Linked DNA regions of Mus musculus: region 1 is linked to region 2. The links are chromatin loops, found by intact Hi-C in ENCODE. Cell type or tissue: gastrocnemius. All regions are shown on one strand. Each heading gives the region's core, and the rest is flanking DNA. Links, peaks and the distances in the headings are about the cores only. Region 1 overlaps Gm11627 (predicted gene 11627). Region 2 has its middle 14 kb from the start of Meioc.

What was found. Hi-C counts contacts between places; a loop is a spot of excess contacts. Peaks named below come from ENCODE experiments on the same cell type or tissue, not always from the same donor. Only the 100,000 strongest peaks of a DNase experiment are listed, where the experiment ranks them.
Region 1: a loop joins it to region 2, with 7 times the contacts of the local background. A loop is called at or near these places in 34 of 42 quality-filtered maps.

The regions. Positions count from the first base shown.
Region 1 is chr11:102,569,114-102,578,221 of GRCm38, reverse strand. It overlaps Gm11627 (predicted gene 11627), which reads left to right. Exons shown (of 3, transcript NR_040286.1): 3 at 1,425-1,823. Among named protein-coding and RNA genes, the nearest start is that of Gm11627, 5.5 kb to the left of the region's middle. In gastrocnemius, for the core only: a CTCF peak has its summit at 5,231 (motif pointing left); a DNase peak (open chromatin) is centred at 5,233; H3K4me3 peaks cover 674 bases; H3K27ac peaks cover 284 bases.
Region 2 is chr11:102,646,558-102,655,665 of GRCm38, reverse strand. No RefSeq gene overlaps it. Among named protein-coding and RNA genes, the nearest start is that of Meioc, 14 kb to the left of the region's middle. In gastrocnemius, for the core only: CTCF peaks have their summits at 2,618 (motif pointing right) and 4,125 (motif pointing right); a DNase peak (open chromatin) is centred at 4,111; H3K4me3 peaks cover 451 bases.

The DNA.
Region 1 (9,108 bases), core at 541-8,540, 78 kb after region 2:
AGACATGCTGTCAAATTTGATGACTAGAAGTTGATCCCTTGAATCCATACGGTAGGAAAGAACCAGCTCCCATAATTGTCCTCCAGTCTCCATCATGTACACACATGTAGTGCGCGCACACGCGCGCGCGCGCACACACACATAAATAAATAAATAAATAAATAAATAAATAAAATTTTTAAAAAGTCAAAATAAAACCAATAAAACCTCATAGCCTTGAGACCTGGCCCCCCAAATCAGAAAGGGCACAACTGCAGTTCTACTCTCAGAGGGGAGGTGGGTGCGGCCCCAGGAAGCCTGGGGATTCTTTCCTATGGGGGTTAAAAACTTCCTTTCTCTTCAGAAATTCCCAAGCGCTGTCTGGGAAAAGAGCTGAGTTAGTGAGAGAAGGAAGATGAGCTCCTAAGCAGAGATGAGGGTGGGCAGGGGTAAGGGTGGGAAGATGTGAGGGTGGGCAGGGGTGAGGGTGGGAAGGGATGACGAATGAGCAGGGGTGAGGGTGGGCAGAAAGAGGGGTGGGCAGAAGTGACAGTTGTCAGAGGTCAGGGGTGGGCAGAGGTCAGGGGTGGAAGCGGAAACTGTGGGAAGGAAGGAGGCATGCTGGGATTGACGCCCTAACCTTAGGGTGAGGTGAAGCTTCTGTTCCTTGCCCCAGACCTGCCCAGGGAGCTCCCAGATATCAGTGCCTCCCTGTGAAGGCCCTGGGTGGGTTAGACATCTGAGGTCCTTCAGCTTACTGAGGAGCTGGGTGCGGTGCCTCAGCTTGTGAAGCCTTCATGGCCACCTGACTCCCCAGAAAGGAAGGGAGCTTTGGGCAGGAAGCAGTTGTAAGGCTACAGGAGATGGCGTCTGGAGAGCGGTCCTCCAGCCCTTACAGCATCCCTGCGCTGCATTCCCCTCGGGCTAGAAGAAAGACCTGAGGCAGCAGATACCGGAGCAGAGGTGGCTAGTATGTCATTCACGACCCCTCTCCTCTCTCCACCTGACCTAGCACGGCCCAGCCTATCACTCCCCACCTTGGGAAGTCTGGAATTCCATGCCTTGAAGACCATCTGAAAGCTGTGTGGCCTCACCAGGTGCCCGGGCTTCCTGCTGGCTTTACCCTCTTCCTTCCTCTGATTTCCGACTGCTCTTCTCCCCAGAACCATATTTGGACTTTTAGAACACCGTGGACCTTAGGACAGCAACACCAGCATCCTTCTTCCAGGAGTTCTCTGGTCTTAATTCCATGGTCTTAATATGACAGTCGCCCCAGATCTTTTATCCTCAGACTCCCCTACAAAGTATTCAACCAACCATGGGTCTATATTATGAGGGAAAAATGTGTGTATCTGCTTTTTAAATTTTTTATTTTATTTTTTTGTTTTCTGGAGACTGTGTCAGCACTAAGCAACCTTTCTTTCCTTGTTTTGCTCCATAAACAGTAACAGTTACCTCCACGGCACTTGCAGGCAGGAGGGATTGTTCGTTTCCAAGAAGATCTGCACCGGCTGTACCCAAATAGAACGTCATTTTGATATGAAGGATTTCAGCCCCTGAAGATTTTGATACCCACAGAGTTGCTGGAAACAGCTCTCCTGGATACCAAGGGATGCTCATCTCATATTTGAATCATCCCGACCCTCACTGAGCAGACAGCTCCCAGAGTAACGCTGACTCAGAGAGAAGGAATTCGAGTCACCCGGGATATTTAAAATATTCTAGTAGCCACGTAGTTTAACAGAAAGAAAAAAAATATTAAGACAAGTGAGATGAACCTTAATAATATTTAATCCAATGATGTAAACTATTTTCATATGTAATCAATATAAAATAATTAGTGCTAAATTTGCTTCTTTTTTTTTTTTTTTTTTCCTCCTTTAAACTGTCGTTGGAATTTAGTTTTGCCCTCACAGCACCTCTGTTTGGTCAGTTGTGTACTCGTGACTCAGACTGGACAAGTGGGTAGATACTGAACAGCCGCTGGGTGTGGTGGTGCGGGCCTTTGATCCCAGCACTGGGGAGGCAGAGGAGGCTCTAGAAGTTTGAGGTCAGCCTGCTCTACGGAGACAAATTAAGGACAGCCAGGGTTACATGGTGGGACCTCATCTCAAAAACAAAACAAAATACTATAACAAAAAACCCCAAGATATTGCACAGTGGGCTCAAAAGATGGCTCGCAGCAGGTAGAGGCAGTCGACCCGAGTTCCATCCCTGGAGCCCATGTTTTTGTAGAAATTTTTAATTTCAATCCGGGGTTTCTACCCTACCTTTGGTCATTTAGTCTCCGGATAAAGACACACAACTTTTATTATTATTATTTTTTTTTTTTTTTTTTTTTTTTTTTTTTTTTTTTTTTGGTTTTTCAAGACAGGGTTTCTCTTTATAGCCCTGGCTGTCCTGGAACTCACTTTGTAGACCAGGCTGGCCTCGAACTCAGAAATCCGCCTGCCTCTGTCTCCCCAGTGCTGGGATTAAATGCGTGCACCACCACGCCTGGCACAACTTTTATTATTAATAATAAGCCTTAAACAGCACAAGAGCTGGGCAGATATCTACCCTCTATGCTATTAAAATCTACTTCCCTATCGATAACCCTGAGTTATTACTGTGTTTCATCTGGGCTGCTCGTAACTCTAACTGGCCAGCCCTCAGTGTCACGTTCTCATGGCGCACCTAGCCCATGGTGGCTTCTCCTTTCTCCTCACCTTCTTCTCCAGCTCCTGACTCTCCCTCAACAACCCCCAGCCCGAAAACCATAAAACCCACCTATATCTCTCCTGCCCAGCTATTGGCTGTCAGCATCTTTATTTACCAATCAAAAGCAACTTGGGTACAAGGGCACATAGTATCACTTGGGTCTATGTGCAGACTCTTGTATTTCTGGGGCAACCAGGTCTTTCTTGGGGACCACACTTTGCATTACAATACACAGCAAAAGTCCTCATGTCCTCAGCACCAGTAAAGCGTGGAGGGAGAGAACTGACTACAGGAAGCTGCTCTCTAATCTTTGCCCACATGCTGTGACATGTGCACACATAGGCACATGCATTTCATATGCAAGGTAATAATAAAATTTTAAAAGGATATTGAACAATATGTAGAGCCTGTTTGGGTCCAACAAGTCCAGGTACTAAAGGCCCATTTTAAAAATTGTGGGAGGAGCTGGAGAGATGGGTCAGTGATAAAGAGCATTGTCTGTTCTTCTTCTAGAGTATCTGAGTACAATTCCCTTTACTACCAGGGCAGCTCACAACCATCTGTCACTCCAGCTTCAGGGAATCCAATGCCTCTGGGCTCCAAAGATACCTGTACTCTATGTGTGTGTGTGTGTGTGTGAACATGCAGACACACACAAACGCATAATTAAAACTAACAATAAATAAAATATTTGCTATAAATATTTTATAAGTAATAATAATAAATAAAATTTTTTTTATTGTCAGGCTGTACATATGGTGCGCACCTTTAATCTGAGCACCTGGGGTCCACTCTCAGCATCCACACGGTGGCTCACACCTATTTGTAACTCCTGTTCCAGAGAATTCAGGGTCCTCTTCTGGCTTCCGTGAACACTGCAAAAATAGCAAAAACGGAGTACACAGACAAAAACTCATATACATAAAATAATTTTGTTAAAAACAAAACAAAACAAGTGGGCTGGTGAGATGGTTCAGTGGGCAGAGGTATTTGAGACCAAGTCTGATGACCTGCCTGCAATCCCCAGGACCCACAGGGCAGAAGAAGACAGCCAGTTCCTGCCAGTTGTCCTCTGACCTCTGCATCATCCTCTGTGGTGTGCACGTTCCCCGTCTCACAAATAAATATAATTAAAATTTTTTTGTTAAGGGCTGGAGAGATGGCTCAGTGATTAAAAGCACTGGATGCTCTTCCAGAGGTCCTGAGTTCAAATCCCCTGCACCCACATGGCAGCTCACAACCATTTATAATGGGATCTGATGCCCTCTTCTGATGTATATAAATAATTAAAAAAAAATGTTGTAGAGTCAGGCAGTAGTGGTGCATGCCTTTAATCCCAACACTTGGGAGGCAGAGGCAGACAGATCACTATGAGTTTGAGGCCAGCCTGGTCTACAGAGTGAGTTCCAGGACAGCCAGGGCTACCCAGAGAAATCATGTCTGGAAAAAAACAAAAAATGTTACTGGGGATATATCTTACTGGTATAGTATTTGCCTGAATTTAATCCACAATGCACACAGTAGAAGAAGAAAACTGACCCCCATGGAACAGTATTCTGAACATGATATGAGTTTGTGTGTGTCCGGTGCAACACCATAAATTAATTAATTAAAAAAACAGGTTTGTATATCATATGTGTATCTGCTGCCCAAGGAGGCCAGAAGGTGTGAAAAGTATGGACAGATGTGAGTTGTCATGAGGGGGCTGGAGACCAAACCTGGGTCCTCTTGTAAAAGCAACAAGTACTCCTACCTGCTGAGCCATCTCTCCAGCCTCTGCCCTCTCCAAAAATTATTTAGGAAAAAAAAAAAAAAATTGACTCCACACTGTGCGACCTTAGAATGTGTGTCCCTTAGCTACTCTATGGCCTTAACTATGTAACCTATTAAATGGGCCAGAAACCTCTCAGAGTGATTGAGAGAATAATGCCAACCAAGTGCTTGATGCACAGTGTGCGCTCAATAAAGGTTAACTCTCTTCAACGCTGCGCGATGGTAATCTTGGTCCCAAAGAACTGTTTGGTGAAAGACTAGGAGAAGAGGCTCTTTGTCTTCCAGCAGAGTGAAACAAGAGTAGGCTGGAGAGTGAGTGCGTTTTGTATGAGGAGCTGGGCTGGGATAAAGATGGCTGCGGGTGCCCAGAAGGCTAAGAGAGAGGTTGCCGCCTTGGAATTTGGAACAGAAAGAGAGAAGCATAAGGCCGATGATTCACTGCTGGGATGAGGCTTCTAGGGTTTATAAAAACAAAAGAAAAAGAAAAGAAAAGAAGTGAAATGAAATGAGAAAAAAGAAAAGAAAAGAAAGAAAGAAATGAAAAGAAAAGAAAGAAGAAAAAAAAAAAAAGACGTAGAAGACTGAAAACTCCAGCGATCCCTTCAGGAGGTGGTGTTCACTCCGCAGCGAGCTGCGCGGCTGAGCAGGTTTGCTGAGTGCTTGGAGAAAGAAGTTGGTTGGGACAAAGGTTCTGAAGGGGGTACAGCCAAAACGCCCCAGTGAGTTCCCTCTTTCCCTCCGCATTACTCAGCCAAAGAGTAAGCTGAGAATTGCATTTTGAGGCCACAGCGCCCTCTGCTGGACTGAGGTCCTAGAGGACCCCAGCTAGAGTTCTATGGGAGACCACGCACATATCATCTTTTAATAAAAGTGTGTTAAGTAGGGGAAGAGGGGAGGGGATAGGGGGTTTTCGGAGGGGAAATTAGGAAAGGGGATAATATTTGAAATGTAAATAAAGAAAATATCTAATTAAAAAAGAAAAAAAGTGTGTTAAGTAACAGCAGGGCGTGGTGATGCACGCCAATAAGTCCTCGTATTTGGGAGATGGAGGCATGAGGCTACATTGGGGGTGAGACCTCAAAACACACACACACACACACACACACACACACGGGGCTGGAGAGATGACTTAGGGTTTAAGAGCACTGACTGTTCTTCCAGAGGACCTGAGTTCAATTCTCAGCAACCACATGGCAGCTCACAACTGTCCACTCCAAATCTGACATCCACACACAGATATACATGGAAGCAAAATACATAAAATAAAAGTAAATAGATTATTAAAATATTAGAAATGTGTGATATTTGTTCAGCAAATGGTTACTTTTGTAACTATTCACAGTTGGTGTCCATAAATGTATGCTGTATAACGTGTACTCTCCTTCATAGCTCTTGGAGTTCTAGGGCTGTAGATTAAAAACAGTTAGCAGTTGAAGCTGAAACCTGCAGAACAAGGCAGCCAGATACTATCTGCTATTTTACATCCCAGGAAACTGAGGTACGTATTTAGGTCACCTGCCTAAAGTCACACAACTAGAAGAGCCAGAATAATCGGAGCTTTGAAAGCCTAAAGGTGCTGGAAAGATGGCTCAATAGATAAGAGCACTGACTGCTCCTCCAGAAGTCCTGAGTTCAAGTCCCAGCAATCACATAGTGCTCACAACCATCTGTAATGAGATCTGATGCCCTCTTCTGGTGTGTCTGAAGAGAACAACAGTGTGCTCATATATACACATAAAATAAATAAATAATTCTTTAAGAAAAAGAAGAAGAAACTGGGCAGTGGTGGTGCATGCCTTTGATCCCAGCACTTGGGAGGCAGAGGCAGGTGGATTTCTGAGTTCAAGGCCAGCCTGGTCTACAGAATGAGTTCCAGGACAGCCACGGCTACACAGAGAAATCCTGTCTCGAAAAAACCAAAAAAAGGAGGAGGAGGAGGAGGAGGAGGAGGAAGAAGAGGAGGAAGAGGAGGAGGAGGAGGAGGAAGCCTAAAGGCCTGAGTTTGCACCCTGGGTCTCAAGGCAGATGGGGAGAATGCACTCCTGAACCTGACCTCCACACATGTGTGCTGTGGTGTGTGGGTGCCTGCATGCAAACCCATGTATCATACATGCATGTGTCATGGTAATAAACAAAACTTCTAAAAATTCAGAGAGTAAAGGGACCTGCTGCTAAACCTAAGGAGCCTCATATTCAGATGTTGGAAGGAATTCTCAAAACAGCTGTGAGGACCACCTCCTGCAGGTTGTCCTCTGACTGTCACACATGTGCCTATCTACACACACTGTGTGTGTATACATACATACATACATACATATATGTGCATACACATGCACACACACACATATGTTGGAGATTGGTTCTAATGCTTTGATTCTATCAGAAATCTGCATGTCCAGATGCTGAAGGTCTCTGTCTCCAATTGGTTTTTGATTAATCAATAAAGATGCCAACAGCTAATGGCTGGGCACTGGGCAGGACACTTAGAGTTTCTCGGGTAGGATGCAGAGAGGAGCAGAGGAGAGTCAGGAGAATCGCCATACCTCAAGGAAGAAGGATCAGGTGCAAGAGTGGCCGGAGATAAAGCCAACCAGACACGTGAGAATTTGGGTGGTCACTTCCTCGGTTGGGCCTAAGGTAGCCAGGGAAGGTTTGGGAGTGCTCAGCCTTCAAGGCAGCCAAGGCATCTTTAAAATAAGCTAATGTGTATGTGTCATTCACTCAAGGGTCCAAAGATAGTTCCTGAATGGATGCTTCGGATTCGCCAGGAGCCGAAGCGGTGTAGCCAAAACTCACGGCTACATATACTCAATACCACTCTCTTTTACCTGAGGTTAAGTGGATGCTGTTGTTCATGAATATAAACTTCTTACTTCTAGTTATGAGTTTCCTTTTTTTCTTTTCTTTTTTTTTTTTTTTTTTTTTTGAGACAGGGTTTCTCTGTGTAGGCCTGGCTGTCCTAGAACTCACTCTGTAGACCAGGCCTGGTTCTGATTTTCAAACCATTGGGGTGTTTGTTTGTTTGTTTTTGTTTTGTTTTAGATTTATTTATTTATTTTATGTATATCAGTGCACTGTAGCTGTACAGATGGTTGTGAGCCACCATGTGGTTGCTGGGATTTGAACTCAGGACCTTTAGAAGAATACTCAGTGTCCTTCATTGCTAAGCTATCTCTCCAGTCCCCTCAGGGCTACTTTTAGAAGGCTCAGGGACATGGTGGTAGATAAAGCACAAATGAATGAAGATGAATGAAGAGAATGAAGATGAATGCCATCTTTGGGGAATAGCATGGTCTTGGCATTTTTGAACCTAAAGAATTACAATTAGAAGTGTGGCTTGGGGGACTGGTCCTAAACAACACAGAGGAACGGATCTCTGTGAGTTCAAGATCAGCCTGGTCTATACCAGCAAGGTCTAGGGCAGCCAGAGTTGTACAGGAAGACTCTGTCTCAAAATAAACAAACAAATAAATAACTTGGTCTACCATTAACTAAGGAAACGGAAGCTCCTCTCTCCTTGTCCTATCCACCTGATGAATACTCTGCCTCCTGTGTTAACCCGCATGGAAGTTAAGACTGGCCTCTGGTTCTAGCCCGTGCCTGTCCCACCCCTGTGGAACTTCCCTGCCCCAGAACTAGAATGAATTGTCTTACATCCAGTGTATGGGGAAAATTGGGGCTCAGTAGTTCTTGCGGCTTTTGTGGTCTAACCAGACTTTGAGCAGTGCTGGGTAAGACCCCTCTGCCAGGGTCACAAATTCAAGGCCATCACAAGCTGGCCTCTAACTCTGCCTCACCTCCAGGGTGCTGGGATTACAGGTTTGCATTTCTAGTTAGTTTATGTGATGTTGGGGGAGAAACTCAGGGCCTAGAGTGTGGTTGGCAAGAACTCTACCGACTGAGCTATAACCCTAGCCTTAAAACCATATCTAAAGAATTATGTTTATATATGTTCATATGTCTGTATGAATGTATGCCATATGTGTGCAGGCATGGAATCCAGAAAAAAGATTGTGATTCCTGGAGCTGGAGTTACTGGCAGTTGTGAGCCATCAGATGTAGGTGCTGGGAATCACAGTCCTGACCTCGGGAAGAGGAACAAGCCCACTTAAGTACTGAGCCATCTCTCCAAACCCTGGAAACCCAGTGAGGGGTCCTTGAAAATGCTGGCACCAACAGAAAAACAAACCATGAGAGGCAAGAGGAATCCAGTTCAGCAAGATTTAGTTAGCCAGGCTAGTTCAAATTTCTGGAGTCTGACACCGAGCCATTTGTGTATACACACACACACACACACACACACACACATACACACATATATAATATAATATATAATATTTGCATATATAATATCTAATATTTATATATTAGAATATATTAATTATATATAATAAATATATAACATATAATAATATATTATTAATTCAGACACACCAGAAGAGGGCATCAGATCCCATTACAGATGGTTGTGAGCCACCATGTCGTTGCTGAGAATTGAACTCAGGACCTCTGGAAGAGCAGTCAGTGCTCTTAACTCCCTGAGCCATCTTTCCAGCCCTCTTTTAAAGATATCTAAGTACAGTATAATTTTGGAAAAAGTTTCCTGGTAACAATTATCTCAATGCTGGTGTACAATAAAACTTAAGGTATGACTAC
Region 2 (9,108 bases), core at 435-8,434:
ACCTGGGAAGGGGTAGGGGCAGACCAGTGGACATAGGCAGACAGGCTGGAGCAGAGGCAGGAGGGCAGAGAAGGGGGCAGTACAGAGGACAGGGAGGGAGGGAGAGTGAGGGAGGGAGAGAGGAAGAGAGAGAATGAGCACGAGAGAGCCCTGGAGTAGCCAGCAGTCCTTTTATACACATCTGGCACACCTGGCAGAGATGACAGGTGATGGAGGCAGGTGATGGCAGCAGGTGATTGTGACTTAAGTCATTACTAGGTCCCTGGGAAGAGCCTAGTGGAATCCTGAGTAAACTAGCACCTCCCAAAAATAATGCTGCCAGCTTGGGGGGTGGGGGGTGGGGGTGGAGGGAAGACCTTCCAAACATGAGCCATTGTGGGATAGTTCAGATTCAAAGCATAACAGGCAAGGGCAGATGTGGTAGCACATGCCTTTAATCCTATCACTTGGGATGCAGAGGTAGGCAGACCTCTGCGAGTTCAAAGCCAGCCTGGTCTACATAGTGAGACCCTTTTTGTTCTTGTTGTTTATGTAAATTTAAACCCCAACAGACAGGAAGCACCAAACAATAATTGCTTCTTCTCTTACACGTGACCTGACTGCACACCCCAGCCAAGTTTTCAAAGTTCAGATTCACTCGTTGTTTTATTATATTCTTAATGCTGGCTGGCCCAGGTGTTATAACTGCCCCCTTGCTGGAGCTGGCACTGGAATAAGGAAATAAAGCCAGGCTCAGCATCCACTGTAAGGTTGAGCGACATCATTTCCTGAGCAGGAGAGCCCCAGGAGTACCTGAGGTCTCTCACACCCAGTTACCCACACGTGGCCTCTCTCTATTTCCTGTCATTTGAATATGTGTGAAACTCAGTGATGTCTGCCCTTTTTTTTTTTAATTTTGAGAAATTAAATTTAAATGAATCAAAAACACATGGATTGGCTTTTCCTCAGAAGGACACTCACATTTTAAAGTGGAAAGGAAAATACATGGGACAAAGACCAGATGGATGTTTAAATATGGAAGCAGAGTTGGAATATCTGGGGAAAGTTGAAGCACTCAGGCGTGCCCAGCCCAGACTCCTCTCTCTCGCAGCTGCAGAGAGACAGGCCACCTCTGGGATGAGCAGGCCTTGCTCTGTGGATGACTGGTATCAGAAGGTATGAATTCATGATACACCAATGCCTCCTAGAGGTTATCGTGATCTCTGGGACTGAACAAGCCACTTGGTCCTTAAATTTTTAGTTATCTGTTAAAAAAGAGGGAGGCCAGGGGCTGGAGAGACAGCTCAGCAGTGAAAAGCACTCAGTGCTCTTCCAGGGAACCTGTGTTCAGTTCCAAACACCCACATCTGGCCGCTTACCGATTCCTCTAACTCCAGCTCAGGGGGAATCCATGACCTCTGGCATCTGCAGGCACCTGTGCTCATGTGCAAGTATCCATATGTACACATCACACCTAAACATATTAGTAAAAATAAATCCTGGGACTGGCGAGATGGTGCAGCAGTTCTGAGGGCGAGGAGCTCTTCCAGAAGACCCGCACTCAGCTCCCAGCACCCGTGTAGACACGCACCTCTCTAACTCCAGTCCCAGGGGATCTGAAGCCCTCATCTGATCCACTCCAGGCACCAGGCACGCATGTGGTGCGCAGACACATATGCAGGCAAAGCACCCGTACACATAAAATAAATACATAAAATGAAAATAGATCTTTAAAAAAAAAAGCTGGAATGAAGTTAGGGCATCTAGTTGTAATTAGACTTCTTCTTCTTTTTAAACACACAGCTAAGGGTGAAAATAAAGCTGAAACCCAGATGTTAATCTATATTCTGTGGGGGCGGGAGAGGGAGGGGAAGACCCACCAGAGGGTCCTCAGCTCACAAACAGCGATCTTGGCTTTTGCTTTGGTCTGCAACCCGGCACACAGGAACTCGGTACATCCTTGGGGTGGTCTTCCTACTGCACCATACTGCCTTCTTTGGGAAACGTTTCCCCAGGGAGGATGGTATCTGAAAGCTCCCCCATCCTTGATGTTCTCCCGAGTCCTGAACCCCTCCTTCTGACTCTGTTTCCCATTAGCAGCTTATGTCCACCCTGACCCAGGATGCCCTGGGGCTCTCATGGATTCTGTCACTCTTTGTATTGTCTCCCGCTAAAGTTCTTCTTCCTCATACCCCCACTTCTGTGTCCTCTGTCTATCCCTGCTTCAATTCATGCTGTGGCAATTATAAACTGTATTTCTAGGGGCCGGCGAGATGGCTCAGCAGGTAAAAGGTGATTGCTGCCAAACCTGAGTTTGATCCTTGGAACCCACAGAGTAGAAGGAGAGAGTCAAACCCACAAAGTGGTTCTCTTTCCTTCACATGTATGTTGTGGCATGCATATACACATTCACGTGTACACACACACACACATGTGTACACACACACACATGTACACACACATACCACACCACACAGAGAAAGAAAAGAAAAAAAAAAAAGGAAGGCAGGAGGGAGAGAGAGGCAGGGCAGACTGTAGAGATGGCTCAGCTTTAAGGACATGTGTACCTTTTTTTTTTTTAAGATTTATTTATTTATTTATTATATGTAGGTACACTGTAGCTGTTGTCAGATGCTCCAGAAGAGGGCGCCAGATCTTCCCAGTGGTTGTGAGCCACCATGTGGTTGCTGGGATTTGAACTCAGGATCTTTGGAATAACTGGCAGTGCTCTTAACCTCTGAGCCATCATCTCCGGCCCACGTGTGTACCTTTTGCAGAGGACCTGAGTTCAGCTCACAGGAACCATATCAAGTGGCTCACAAGCCCCTGGAACTCCAGCTTCTGAGAGATCTGCCACCCCTGGCCCCTGCCTTCGTGGGCACCTGCAATCACATGAACATACTCCACAGATACGTATTCCTATTTTTAAAAATAATTTATTTTTATTTTATGTGCATTGGTGTTTTGCCTGCATGTTTGTCTGTGTGAGGGTGTCGGATCCCCTGGGACTGGGGGAGTCACAGACTGTTGCGAGCTGCCATGTGGGTGCTGGGACTTGAACCCAGGGCCTCCACAAGAGTAGTCAGTGCTCTTAACCTCTGAGACATCTCTCCAACCCCGCATATACATAATTTTATTAAAAAGTAAATAAATACTCTTTTAGAAAGAAAGAAGGAAAAAAGGAAGGAGGATTCTTTTTGATGCCCCTCTAAAATAGAAGGGGTTTTTTTGAAAAAGAATTTTTAGTTATATTTTTATTCAGTGTTTTTGAGACAGGGCCTGATGTAGCCAAGGCTAACCTTAAACACCAGCTCCTCCTGCCTGCACCTTCGAAGTGCTGGGGTTACAGGTGTGCACCAACCTCCACTCCCAGCTTAGAAGAATTATTGCTACTCACTAACTAGTCAGAGGGTTTGGGCCAGGTCACATCTCCTCCACAGGCTTCAGTTTCTTCGCCTCTAAGATGCTAGTGTAAGCTAGCACCTACCACACACCTATTTGCAAAGTACGTGGACCTTGCACACGGAGAAGACAGCAGTGGCAGACTCCGACAGCAGCGTTGGCCAGATCCAATACCAGGTGCTTTAAAGATCCCTCCACCAAATCATATGAAAATGTTATTGTCAACCCTAACTTCGCATATGTAAACTAGAGGTCACTAAATTGAATAATTTACTCTAGATCCCTCCAGATGGTGGCTGGTGGAATTAGCCATTCTGACTCCTGAGTCCCTAACTTTACCGCTGCCCGATACTACCTACCTCTTACTACCTTGTGAACTGAGGGGGATAGTTAAAAGTAATCCCTTAGCATTGTAATGGCACTTTCTCATTCTGAAGCGCTGTTCATGTTCATGCCTTATTTGATCTTCACAGCGACCCTAAGGGTAGGTATTAGCAACCCAATTTATGGGGCAAGAACAGAGACTTATTAAGAGGGTCACGTGTCCCAAGGCATGCAGCTGGCAAAGGCACTCGGCACTCCATGACCAAGGACTGCCCGTTCCCAATGTGTCCAGTGCCTCCCATCCACCCCTCTCCTCTAGCTCCAGCGTAGTCCACCATTCTTTTCTCTGCATCTTTCTTTAAAGAGGCACTGCCTCCTCACCGTGAACCCGGCCCTGCATATACACGCAAGCAACAACAGGGGGCGCTGTGGACTAACTCACCAGTCTGGCGAATCCAAACTTGTTCTGATAAATCTTTTTGGTTTTATTTATGTTTTGATGTGTATAACTACTACTTGCATATGGTATACATTCTTAAAGGTATAAATGAGCATACAATGTACCTGCTTCCTAGCTCCCCAGTTCTCTCAGCATTTGAATGCTAGAAGTGTATGCTTACATAATAGAACGTATGGTGTTTTTTTTTTCCCACCCAGATGGTAGCATACAAATGCCCACAGGTTATCTTTTCTTCCACATACAAATTATATTATACGGTAGCCACTATCCTTACTCCAGTCATTTCAAGATTGTTTATCTTTTATGCTTTTGTTTTTGTTAGTGAGGCAGAGTTTCATGTAGCCCAGGCTGTCCTCAAACTCACCGTGTAGTTGAGGATGCCTTTGAAAGTCTAGCTGGGTGGTGGTGGTGGAGGAGGACTTTGATTCAAGCACTCCGGCGGGAGACCAGGTCTCTGAGCAGGAGACCAGCCTCCACTACAAGGTGAGTTCCAGGGCAGCCAAGGTTACACAGAGAAACCCTGTCCGAAAGAAAGAAAGAAAGAGAGAGAGAGAGAGAGAGAGAGAGAGAGAGAGGAGGGAGAGAGGAAGGGAGGGAGGGAGGGGAAGGAAAGAAAAGAAAAGAAAAGAAAAGAAAAGAAAAAAGAAAAGAAAAGGAAGGAGAAGGGAAGGGAAGGGAAGGGAAGGGAAGGGAAGGGAAGGGAAGGGAAGGGAAGGGAAGGGAAGGGAAGGGAAGGGAAGGGAAGGGAAGGGAAGGGAAGGGAAACAAAAGAAAACAAAAAAAAAAAAAGGAAAAAAGAAATTCTACTCCTCTTGCTTCCACCTTTTGCCCAGTTTCTGTGGTGCCGGGGATCGAACACACAAGATAGGCAAGCATTACTCCAACTGAGCTACATCCCCCAGCCAAGGTAACTTATCACGCAGATCAGCCCATGTCAGAATTTCCAATACCCAATCAAATGGACGAGCCAGAAGCCATTCAATCAACTCCTCTTGTACTGAAGCTTTAATAAAGGCAGCGGTGCCTCGGTGGCTTTGTGCATGCATGGTTCTGAAGGCTGGCTTCTCAGAGTTGGAGTTGTTTGTCTGCAGTTTGTAATGTCAGTCGATATTGCTAAGTTCCATACCCAAGCAGTGCTTACAACTGCATCCATGTCCACGTGGAATGTTTCTCATACCCTTGCCAACCCAGAGACTTCCACGGTGGAGTCTGATTTTCGCTTGTCCCCTAGGTGGGAAGATGGCTTCTCACTGAGATTTTCGTTGACTCTGATAATGAGTGCTCTCTGAGTTCTGAAATTCGTATATACATAATGATTAGCAGGTGCTGTTCCATGCCAGGTTGTGCTGTGGCTTCTCCCCTTTACCCAACTTTCTTTTAAATGTTAAGTATACTTGTCTCATTTATCTATCATCTATCTTTCAATCTACCTATCTTGTATCATCTATTCTATCTTTCAATCTGTCCTTCTATCCACCTATCTATCTATCTACCTATCTATCATCTCTCTACCTGGGTTGAGGGAAGGTACACACCATGACCTGTGTATGGAGGTCAAACGACAACTATTACGAATCAGTTCTCTCCCTATACACTAAGTGGGGCTTTGAGGAGTGTGGGATGGTTAGAGTCGGTCCTGAGTCCTTCTGTTTCTGAGACCCACAGCCCAAGTGTCTCCACACCCCAGCCTATACCGAATATTTGAAAGGTAGACATGTTGCAGATACTGTGACCTTATCTATGGTCAAGAGACCATTTAGCCAGGCCCTGGTGGTTCACAGGTTTGACCCTTGCACTCAGGAGGCAGAGGCAGGTGGATCTCTGTGAGTTCGTGGCCAGCCTGGGCTACAGAGTGAGTTCCAGGATAGCCAAGGCTACACAGGGAGACCCTACCTCACTGCCTTCGAAAAATAAAATAAAATAAAACAAACAACAAAAACAAAAAAACAAAAAAACAAAAAAGGGGAGGGAGAGAGAGAACCACATAGACCGTGTAGACCACGTAGACTGAGTAGACCATGCCATCTTGAATTGATAGAGTTCTGCCTGCTTCTGCCTTTCTACCTCTTGAGCACTAAGATTAAAAGCACATGCCACTATGAGCACCTATTCTTTTCTTTTGTGTGGACCGTGCCTGTGTGTGAGCACTCACGTGGAAGGCAGAGGTTGAATACTTCCTTGACTGATTCCCACCTAGTATATGGAGGTAGTCACTTTGAGTGCCCAGGTCATTATTCGGGGTAGGCTAGCCTGCCCCGTCTCCATCTGTTGAGCACTCTGGGGTTATAGGCAAGGCATCTGCCAGCATCATTTGCCATGCTTTCAGGTTACCTGGGTTTAGCTCCCAGCATCTGCGAGGCAGCTCGTAACATCTGTAACTACAAAAGGATCTGATGGCCTCTTCTGGTCTTTGTGGGCACCAGACACTTATGTGGTGCGTATACATACATACATGAAGGCAAAACATTCATATGCATAATATAAATCTAAAAGAAAAATATATTTCAAATATTGACTTATTTTTATGTGCATGGTGTTTTGCCAGAATGTATGTCTGTGTGAGAGCGTCAGATCCCCTGGAACTGGAGTCACAGACAGCTGTGAGCTGCCATGTGGGTGCTGGGAATTGAACCCTGATCCTCTTGAAGAACAGCCAGTGCTATTAACCTCTGAGCCACCCCTCCAGTCCCTAAAAGAAAAGTTTTAAGTGGAGCTTAATTAAAGAGAAGGTTAGAATATCAATACCTCCGTGTGAAGGCTCTGAACCACTTCTCAAATCTCTCGTTCTTTGTGGCCCAGAACACTTTACCCCACAGGTGAGTCCCAACCTGTTGCAGACATCTGTCTGCCCCTTAAACCGCCTCCTCTGTTAGCTGTGAAGCACCCAAAGGCCCCCTTTTTGCCCCTCAGACCAAAGAAGGAATCAATGTAAGAATGTTTGTCTATTTATTTGTCTAGGTAGGTTCTGTTTTGGTTGTTTTGGGTTTTTTTGGTGGGTGGAGGGTGGGGAGGTTGGTAGCCCAGGATGACCTTGTACTTTTTTACCTTTTTGCCTCCACCCCCAAATGCTGGGGCTACCAGGATGTGCCTGGTCTATACAGTGCTGAGGGTTGAACATAGAGCTTTGTAAAGCCAGGCAAGCGCTCTACCAACTGAGCCATGTTACCGGTCCTACACAGGACTTTCAATGGGTTTACTTTTGCCTTCCAGCTTCTGAAAAGCCATCCTCCAGGAGGCCCATCCCCTTCGGTAGTAGCTTACCTCACCAGGCGTGCGGTTCCCGCTGCCTATGCTGTTCTCCACCCGTTCACGGTGCCCCTGGTCTCCTCCCACAGAGTACCTCTAATCCCATCGTCTGTGGAGGTTTCCCCCAGGCCCACTAAATGAAGTGCAAATTCTTTAGCTTGGAATTTAAGGGTCTTGTGATATGGCTCCCGTCTACTTTGCTGGTCCTTTTTCCACTACCTCATACTCTAACCACACTGAATTACTCCACACATCTCCTGTGCCTGGTGTCCTGTGCTTTGCCTGCGCTGAATTGCCTCAGCCCGGAGCACACCTATCTGCGCACGCATCCATCTTGCTCTTCCTGTCAGGCCCCTGTTTGAAAAGGAGAGGCAACACGTGTTTTGTTTTGTCCTGTTTTGTTCTTATTTGGGTGTTATGAGACAGGACCATAATTATGTAGCCCTGGCTGGCCTCAAACTACCTGTGTAGCCAAAGAAGACCTTGAACTCCTGATCTTCATCCTCCCAAGCGCTGAGAATACTGGTAAAAGCATCAAGCTAGGCTCAATGCTTTTTAAAAAAAATGTATTAATTGTGTGTGTGTATCTGTCTGTCTGTCTTTGTATCTTTGTGTCTGTATCTATGTGCATGCACACGAGTTCAGATGCCCGAAAAGAACAGAGACATCAAAGGAACTGTAAGCTGCCCAGTGGATGCTGGGAACCCGCCCATGGGTCCTATGGAAAAATGGCCAGGGCTTTTAACTACCTAGCCATCTCTCCAGTCCCTGTTTTGATTTCTAATTATATTTGTGTATCCATGTGGAGTTTATGTGCATGGCAGGCTGGACAGCCCTCATAGTGTTAGGATTACAGACCCATTCCACTGTACCTGACTTTTACACAGAAACTAGGAATCTGAGGCCCGGTGCTCATGTTTGCCTGGTAAGCACTTTGCCAACTGAGCTTCCTCTGGGCTTTACTTTCTGGATTTTGTTTGTTTGTTTGTTTGTTTGATTGAGACAGGGTCTCATTGTGTAGCCTGGGTGGCCTACAACTCACTATGTAGATCAGGCTGACCTTGAAATGGAAGAGATCTATCTACCTTTGTCTCCCAAGTGCTGGAACTAAAGGCATGTGCCACCATACCTAGTTACTATATGTGGGTTTGTCTGTGTGAGGCCAGAAGTGTCAGACCCCCTGGAGCTGGAGGTACAAGTAGTTTTGAGCAGAGCTGTCTGAAGAAGAACCTGGGAATCAAACACTGGTCCCCTGATCTTAACTGCTGAGCCATTTCTTCAACTCCACACATTTTAAAACTTTAAGACAGCATCTTATTAGTCCTTGGTAACACATGCCTTTAATCCCACACTCAGGAGGAAGAGCCAGGTGGATCTCTGAGTCTGAGACCACCCTAGTCTACAGAGTGAGTTTCAGGAACAAGTAAAAAAAAAAAAAAAGGACAGACAGCAGACAGCATTTTACTAAATTGCTGAGGCTAGCCTTAAACTTCCGATCCTTCTGTCTCAATCTCCCAAGTAGTAGCTGGGAGCATAGGCCTGTGTGACATTTGATTTATTTAATTTTTTTTCCCCTCTGTGGTGATGAGGATGGAACTCAATGTCTCACCCACAGTAGGCAACTACCTCTAAGTCACACCCCCAACATCTTTCCTGATTGGTGTTGGTCACTTCCACTGCTACCGACGCCCTTTCAG